2 separate regions of the Homo sapiens genome follow, and region 1 is linked to region 2. A link is a contact called in ENCODE Hi-C or POLR2A ChIA-PET data. All regions are on one chromosome and are shown on one strand. Each heading gives the region's core, a stretch centred on a gene start or an enhancer-like site at or near the end of the contact. The rest is flanking DNA. Distances are from core to core; before and after follow the strand shown.

Region 1 (3,052 bases), core at 331-2,830, 460 kb before region 2:
CACACACACACACACACACACACAGTTAGCCAGGCTTGGTGGGGCGCGCCTGTAGTCCCAGCTACTCCGGAGGCTGAGACAGGAGAATCCTTGAACCCGGGAGGCAGAGGTTGCAGTGAGCTGGGATCCACCACCGCACTCCAGCCTGGCCACAGAGCGAGACTCCGCCTCAAAGAAAAAAAGAAAAAGGTCTAAATGGAAACTGCCCCCAGGAGGCTACATTTCGGATCAAAAAACTTGCTGGTTTTAATAGTTTGGCTATAGGTATCCGATAACATGGGCCACTTCAGTCATTGAATCAACGCCAATAAGGTGGTGGGGAAAGAAATGGGGTCTAGCTCAGAGCCCCCAGAGGCATGCAGTGGGCTCATCACCAGGTGGCTTTCCTTGATCATCAGCTGCAGGGCAAGGGCCTGTCCCTCTAACCTTGACCACAGAGATGAAGGCTTGCAGCTGAAAGCCAGGGGCCTAGAACGTTCTCACCGAGGACTGGGTGCAGAGGACTAGAAATTAAGGAACCTTGGGTCAGCGCCACCACTGGGCGACCACCACACTCCACAACCTCTCTGGCCAGGCTGAGAGGCGTAGGGGGTTGTGATCAATGGGTCTGAGTCTCTCCAAAGGCGCATTTAATAGGCGAAGGAGAAAAACACCCCACCTGGCTGGGGCCCCGCCATTGCTGACTTCATTGGTTGGGGATTTCTATAGGAGCAAAACGTTCAGACCTAACGTGGGTGCCCCCCTAAAAGTCCCCGACGGCTAAGGCCAGGGCAAGGTCCAAGTGAGCAGACCTAAGCCTGCGCAGCTGCTTCGGAACGGTTCACGGCCGTCTAAGAAGGCCGATTTCTGCCGGCCTTTCTGCCAGGGGAGGAGAAACCCCAGACTTCACAGCGAACGTTCCAGGCCCGCTGAAACGAGCCTTTCTGCTTTCACGAAACCTCGTTCCAGGGGCCTGGCGCGGTGGGTTCCTCACCGTGCCAGCCTCGTGGGCGCTTCCCGGCTGCCCGTCCCGCCCCGTGTCCCGGTGTCCGCCGCGTGCTCACCCAGCCGCCCTGAGCCTGCAGCCAGGCGCGGTGCTGCCCCATGAGCCGCGAGCTCAGCAAGGCCACCAGGCGCTGGCAGTCCCGGGCGACGTCGCCCTCCTGCTCCTTTAGCCGCGGCTGGAAGCCCCACTTCTTCCACCGGGCGGTCACCAGCGGCCCTCTCTCCAGCAGCGTCCCTGCGAAGGTCACGAGCGTCACCACTCTGCCCCAGGTGGGGCCGGGGCTGTCGGAGAGCACGGAATCCGCCATCAGCGCCACCAGCTCGAAGCGGTTCCCGGGGTAGCCGAGGTAGGCGGAGAAAAAGGACCGGTGAATCTGCCGTAACCTGGCGGCCGCGGAGCGCAGCACGGCGGCCTCGGGCGTGGATGGCGCCGGCTCGGGGGTGCCGGGTTCCCGGGCGCAGTACCCCAGGTAGTCGGCCAGCAACAGCTCGGTGCGCTCCCGCAGCGGGTCGGCCATGGTGGTGCGCTCCCGCAACTGGTCAACCATGGTCCGGCCTCTGCTGGGGGGCCGGGCCTTCGCTGGTTTTCTTGGCCCGGCCGCGCCTCCCCCAGGGTAGGGCTGCCGTGCCCCGCCCCGGCCCCCGGCCCCCGGCCCCCGGTATATTGTTTTTCAGGACTGAGAGAAGAGCCTTTGATGGGAATCCCACCTGCACCTGTTCCAGTCCCCAAGGCAAGGCCTGGTGGTGCGCACGTGTTCGCGTAGCAATCAGATGCACTGTGAGACTCGGGTTATTTAGCTCCAGTGGCGCGATCTTGGTTCACTGCAAGCTCCGCCTCCCAGGTTCACACCGTTCTCCTGCCTCAGCCTCCCGAGTAGCTGGGACTACAGGCGCCCGCCACCATACCTGGCTAATTTTTTTGGATTGTTTAGTGGAAACGGGGTTTCACCGTGTTAGCCGGGATGGTCTCGATCTCCTGACCTCGTGATCCGCCCGCCTCTGCCTCCCAAAGTGCTGGGATTATAGGCGTGAGCCACCGCGCCCGGCCATCTAATATTTATATTAAACTTTCTCAGTTCATATTACTCCGTGGCTTCTTTCTCCTGATTGGATCCAGACTGATGCAGAATGGATACTAGCAGTGGTATTTCTGGGGGTTCAGGGGTCTGGAGCATGTTGAAATAGCCCTCCCAGGGTGAAAGATGAGTTGCTGCATCTTGCATCACTACAAAAGAGGCACGGCACTTGGCAGCTGTCTTAGTCTGTCCAGGCGGCTATAGCAGAATGCCATAGACTGGGTGACTTATAAATAAAGGCATTTATTTCTCACAGTTTTGTTGGCTAAAAAGTCCAAGGTTGAGGCCCTGGCAGGTTCTGTGTCTTGTAAGGACCTGCTTCCTGGTTCATAGACAACAGGCTTCTTGCTGTGTCCTCACATTGCAGTAGGTGTGGAGTAGCTTTCCGGGGTCTCTTTTATAAGGACAATAATCTCATTCGTGAGGGCTCCACCTTTGTGATCTAATACCTCCCAAAGGCCCCATCTCTGAATACCATCACACTGGGGGTTAGGATTTCAACATATGAATTTTGGGGGACACAGCCTGGAACAGTAAGCCATTTTGGACTTTGAAGGCAACATATACTGTGTTTGTGCTATTTCAACCCAATTGACAGGCTGGTGGATTGAGGAGCAGAATAAGAGAAGACTCTGCAGAAGGTTCAGGCTGCAGTAAAGCTGCCCTACCACTTGGGTCTTGTGATCCAACAGATCCAGTGGGACTTTGTCCAACAGGGATGCTGTATGGAGCCTCTGGCAAGCACTGACAGGAGAGAGTACAGACCTCTAGAATTCTAAAGTAAATCTAGAACCTCTTCTGAAGATAACTACTCTCCTTCTGAGAAGCAGGTTCTGCCTTGCTACTAGGCCTTGATAGAGGCAGAATGCCTGACCATGAAGCTTGAGCTCCCATCATGAACTGGATGTCATCTGACCTACGTAGCCATAAAATTGGATGTATACAGCAGCCACCTATCATCAAATGGAAATGGTGTATTAGAAACAGCCCAG
Region 2 (3,091 bases), core at 46-2,545:
CTAACAGAAGCACCCAACTTAAGAAAAGTTAACACGGTTTTAAGAACATATGGAATGGGCTTAGAACACTAATCCAATTCCCAACTTAATTAGGACATAAGTGCAACATTAAGCAGAAACCCGCACGAAGGTCAAGCAGTAGACCAAAATCGTATTTAACGGCAACACAACCTGATTTGTAAGAAAAATTGTTGATAAACAATTTAGGAGACAAGATACCTCGGCCCTTTCTCACTTCTCGGCCAGTCACACCTGCCTAGGAGGGCAGGGCGGTGGAAATAATTACAGTGGGAGAGACAAACACCAGCCTAGATAAATACAAAGGCTTGATATTCATAATTTGAACCACAGTGACACTCCCGGCCTATTCCCCTACATCAGGAAGACACAAGGGCGTTTACAAAATATTCCTGTTTCCAATAAAACCCTGATTAATTTCGTGAGTAAAATTTTAAAATTCCACCCTTTCGATTTTTAGTCAAGTACCATATTTGAGTCCCATCGACTGAAACCTTTTTGAGCACAGACTGCGCTGCACACTACACCTGACTCACCTCCTCTAGGCCTCACCCCGCCGTGGGAGGCAAGCACCAGTATTCGGCCTTTACAGGTGAAGACACTGAAGGCCGGACTTTACTCACTGACCATGGTTACAAGGGTTGGCCCTGAAATGCCAATCCTGGCCCACATCGCGGCCCGCACACGAGGCACTGCTTTTGGAGTGAACCGCACGCTCACAATACAAGTAGTTGGAGAGTTCTTCAAAGGAAAAAATAAAACTTCCTAACCAAATTGAGGCTTACAGAAAAACTTAGGCTCTACGCCCAAAGCCTGCGTCCTGGGCTCTCGCGTAAATATAAGTGACTGAGGAACACCGCGACCCACGGAGGTGTTACAAAAGGCACGATTCGGAGTAAACGCGGGGCACGTTGGAACTCCCAATTCGTCGGCGCACCAGCCAGCGACGGCGGGAAGCCAAAGGTGGGGCGCAGGAGCCTCGGCCTCATGCGCCTCGGCCCCGCATCTCGGGCGCGGCCCTCCGCCTGGCGGGAGCAGGCCGCCCGCCAGACCCGGCCTTGGGCAGGGCCCAGGGCTCACGCCCCGCGCGCTCACCTTCTGCTCCTCCGCGGAGGCTGCCTCGGGGACTTCCGCAGACATAGTGCTCCCTCTGCAGACGAGACGCCGGGAAAAGATGCAATTAGCGGGTGGCCGAGGCCACCCGGCCGCCGCCCGTCCCAGCTCTCCCAGGGCCCGCCGGGCCGCCTCCGCCCGCGAAAATGGCCGCCGCCTTATGACGACACGGAGCCGCGAAACGCTCCGCTGGCCAAGGCCCTCGCACGCCGGAGCCCGCCTGCCCCTCCCGCACCGCACCCCTACCTACTTGACCCCGCTTCTCCCGCTCGCTGTCGTCCAAACACTTCCTTTTTTCCTTCAAAGGTCGCCGCTCCTGCCTCACCTCACATCCGTTTGTGGCTGCCGAGTGCTTCCTGGGAATTGTAGTTTCTAAGTGGAACCGCCCCTCCCCGCCCTTTCCTGTCCACTCTGGTCCCCTCGTTCTAGGAGCTTTATTTTACTCTTTCCACTTACCCATCCTCGCCTAGTTCTGTTCTCCTCGCTCTCCGCTCTGTAGCCACACAGGCTGTCTTTTGGGCACGCCAAAAGTCTTGCTCCACTCTGCCACGCCTTCACATCTCCAGTCCTACGTCTCTGCCTCAGAACCTTTCCTTCCTAAACCTCTACACTAGGCCAGAGCCACCTCTTAAAGGCTGTCACAGCCCTGTACAGTTCCTCAACAACATGAACTGTATCATTACACAATTGTCGTGACTTTAGGTCACCTTTCCTTCTCAGATAAGCCGCACCAGGGCAGGGATCTCGTCTGTAATTACTTATATTTTACTCTGAGGGTCCAGCACTTCCTAGATATCTAACGAAGGAATTCAGATTCATTTGTCCACTCCCAGGGGGTCCACTCCCACAAGCTTACCGAAACTGCTAGCATTGAGCTCCCCCAATGACCTTTTTATTTGCCAAGTCCTGCGGCTTCTTACTGAATCCTCATTCTACTTGATATCTGAATAGTTACTCGCAATGTTTGTTGGTTCCAACAAAGTGTCCCTCAGAAACTTGGAAATAAGATTGCCCTCTAAAAGTTAAACTAGTAAAAAGCCACAGAAAATGAATGCATTTCTGGGGGCAGGGGAACAATTGAAAGACCCTAAATGCCTGGATAAGGAATTTGGAAACCATCGAAACTCAACCAGGATGTAGAATCTCAGACAGGAAGAATTGCACTGGAATTGCAACTAGAAAAACAAAAAGAGTTAATATTGCACTCCTTTTGGAGAAACGAAGGAAGGCATTTGTCAGCCAAGGAAGTATTGAAAATAAAAGGGTTCAACAGGCCAACTGTTTGACAAAGATATCCCTTAAGAATGTCTCACGCTGGGCTAGCTGAGAAACTGTAAGATCCACGACATATTTGTTCTCCTTCTATACTCACAAAGTAACATACTGAAAATTTGCCTTTCCCTTAAGCAGAACTGCAGAGAGAAAGAAGAGTGCAGTAGTTAGGCCACTGAAGCATTTAACAGTTGTATTTTTATTAATAAATTGACTGACGTTCTAGTATATGTCCTATATCAATGTATTTGTGAACTTGAGTTAAAATCTGATAGACATACACTTAATGATGAAACTCAGCCTCAAGAAAATTGGCTGTGGCTGGGCACAGTGGCTCACTCGTAATCCCAGCACTTTGGGAGGCCAAGGCGGGCAAATCGCTCGAGCTCAGGAGTTCAAGACCAGCCTGGCCAACATGGCAAATCTCTGTCTCTACAAAAAGAAAAAAAACTTTTTTTTCTTTTTCTTTTTGAGACAGAGTCTCAACTCTGTCACCCAGGCTGGAGTGCAATGGCACAATCTCGGCTCACTGCAACCTCCACTTCCTGGGTTCAAGCAATTCTCCTGCCTCTGCCTCCCAAGTAGCTGGGATTACAGTTGCCCACCACCACACCCTGATAATTTTTTGTATTTTTAGTAGAGACAGGGTTTTGCCGTGTTGTCCAGGCTGGTCTCGAACTCCCGGCCT

Evidence for each region. Hi-C counts contacts between places; a loop is a spot of excess contacts on that map. ChIA-PET counts read pairs that join two places held with the same protein, here RNA polymerase II (POLR2A). Pooled maps may share reads with other maps.
Region 1: a pooled map shows a loop between it and region 2 (2.0-fold over the local background). The contact joins the promoter of BCL2L10 here to the promoter of ARPP19 in region 2. A Hi-C loop is called at or near these places in 4 of 37 single-sample maps with no recorded cell type and 5 of 50 pooled maps. POLR2A ChIA-PET finds 5 or more read pairs at or near these places in 2 of 52 experiments (GM12878 and activated T-cell).

Annotation. Positions count from the first base shown.
Region 1 is chr15:52,111,195-52,114,246 of GRCh38, forward strand. It overlaps BCL2L10 (BCL2 like 10), which reads right to left and starts at 1,581. Exons shown (of 2, transcript NM_020396.4): 1 at 1,044-1,581. The coding sequence starts at 1,532. RefSeq lists a silencer at 1,428-1,587.
Region 2 is chr15:52,567,735-52,570,825 of GRCh38, forward strand. ARPP19 (cAMP regulated phosphoprotein 19) reads right to left here and starts at 1,296. Exons shown (of 3, transcript NM_006628.6): 1 at 1,114-1,296. The coding sequence starts at 1,158. RefSeq lists enhancers at 147-895, 896-1,642, 1,696-1,825 and silencers at 996-1,095, 1,166-1,225.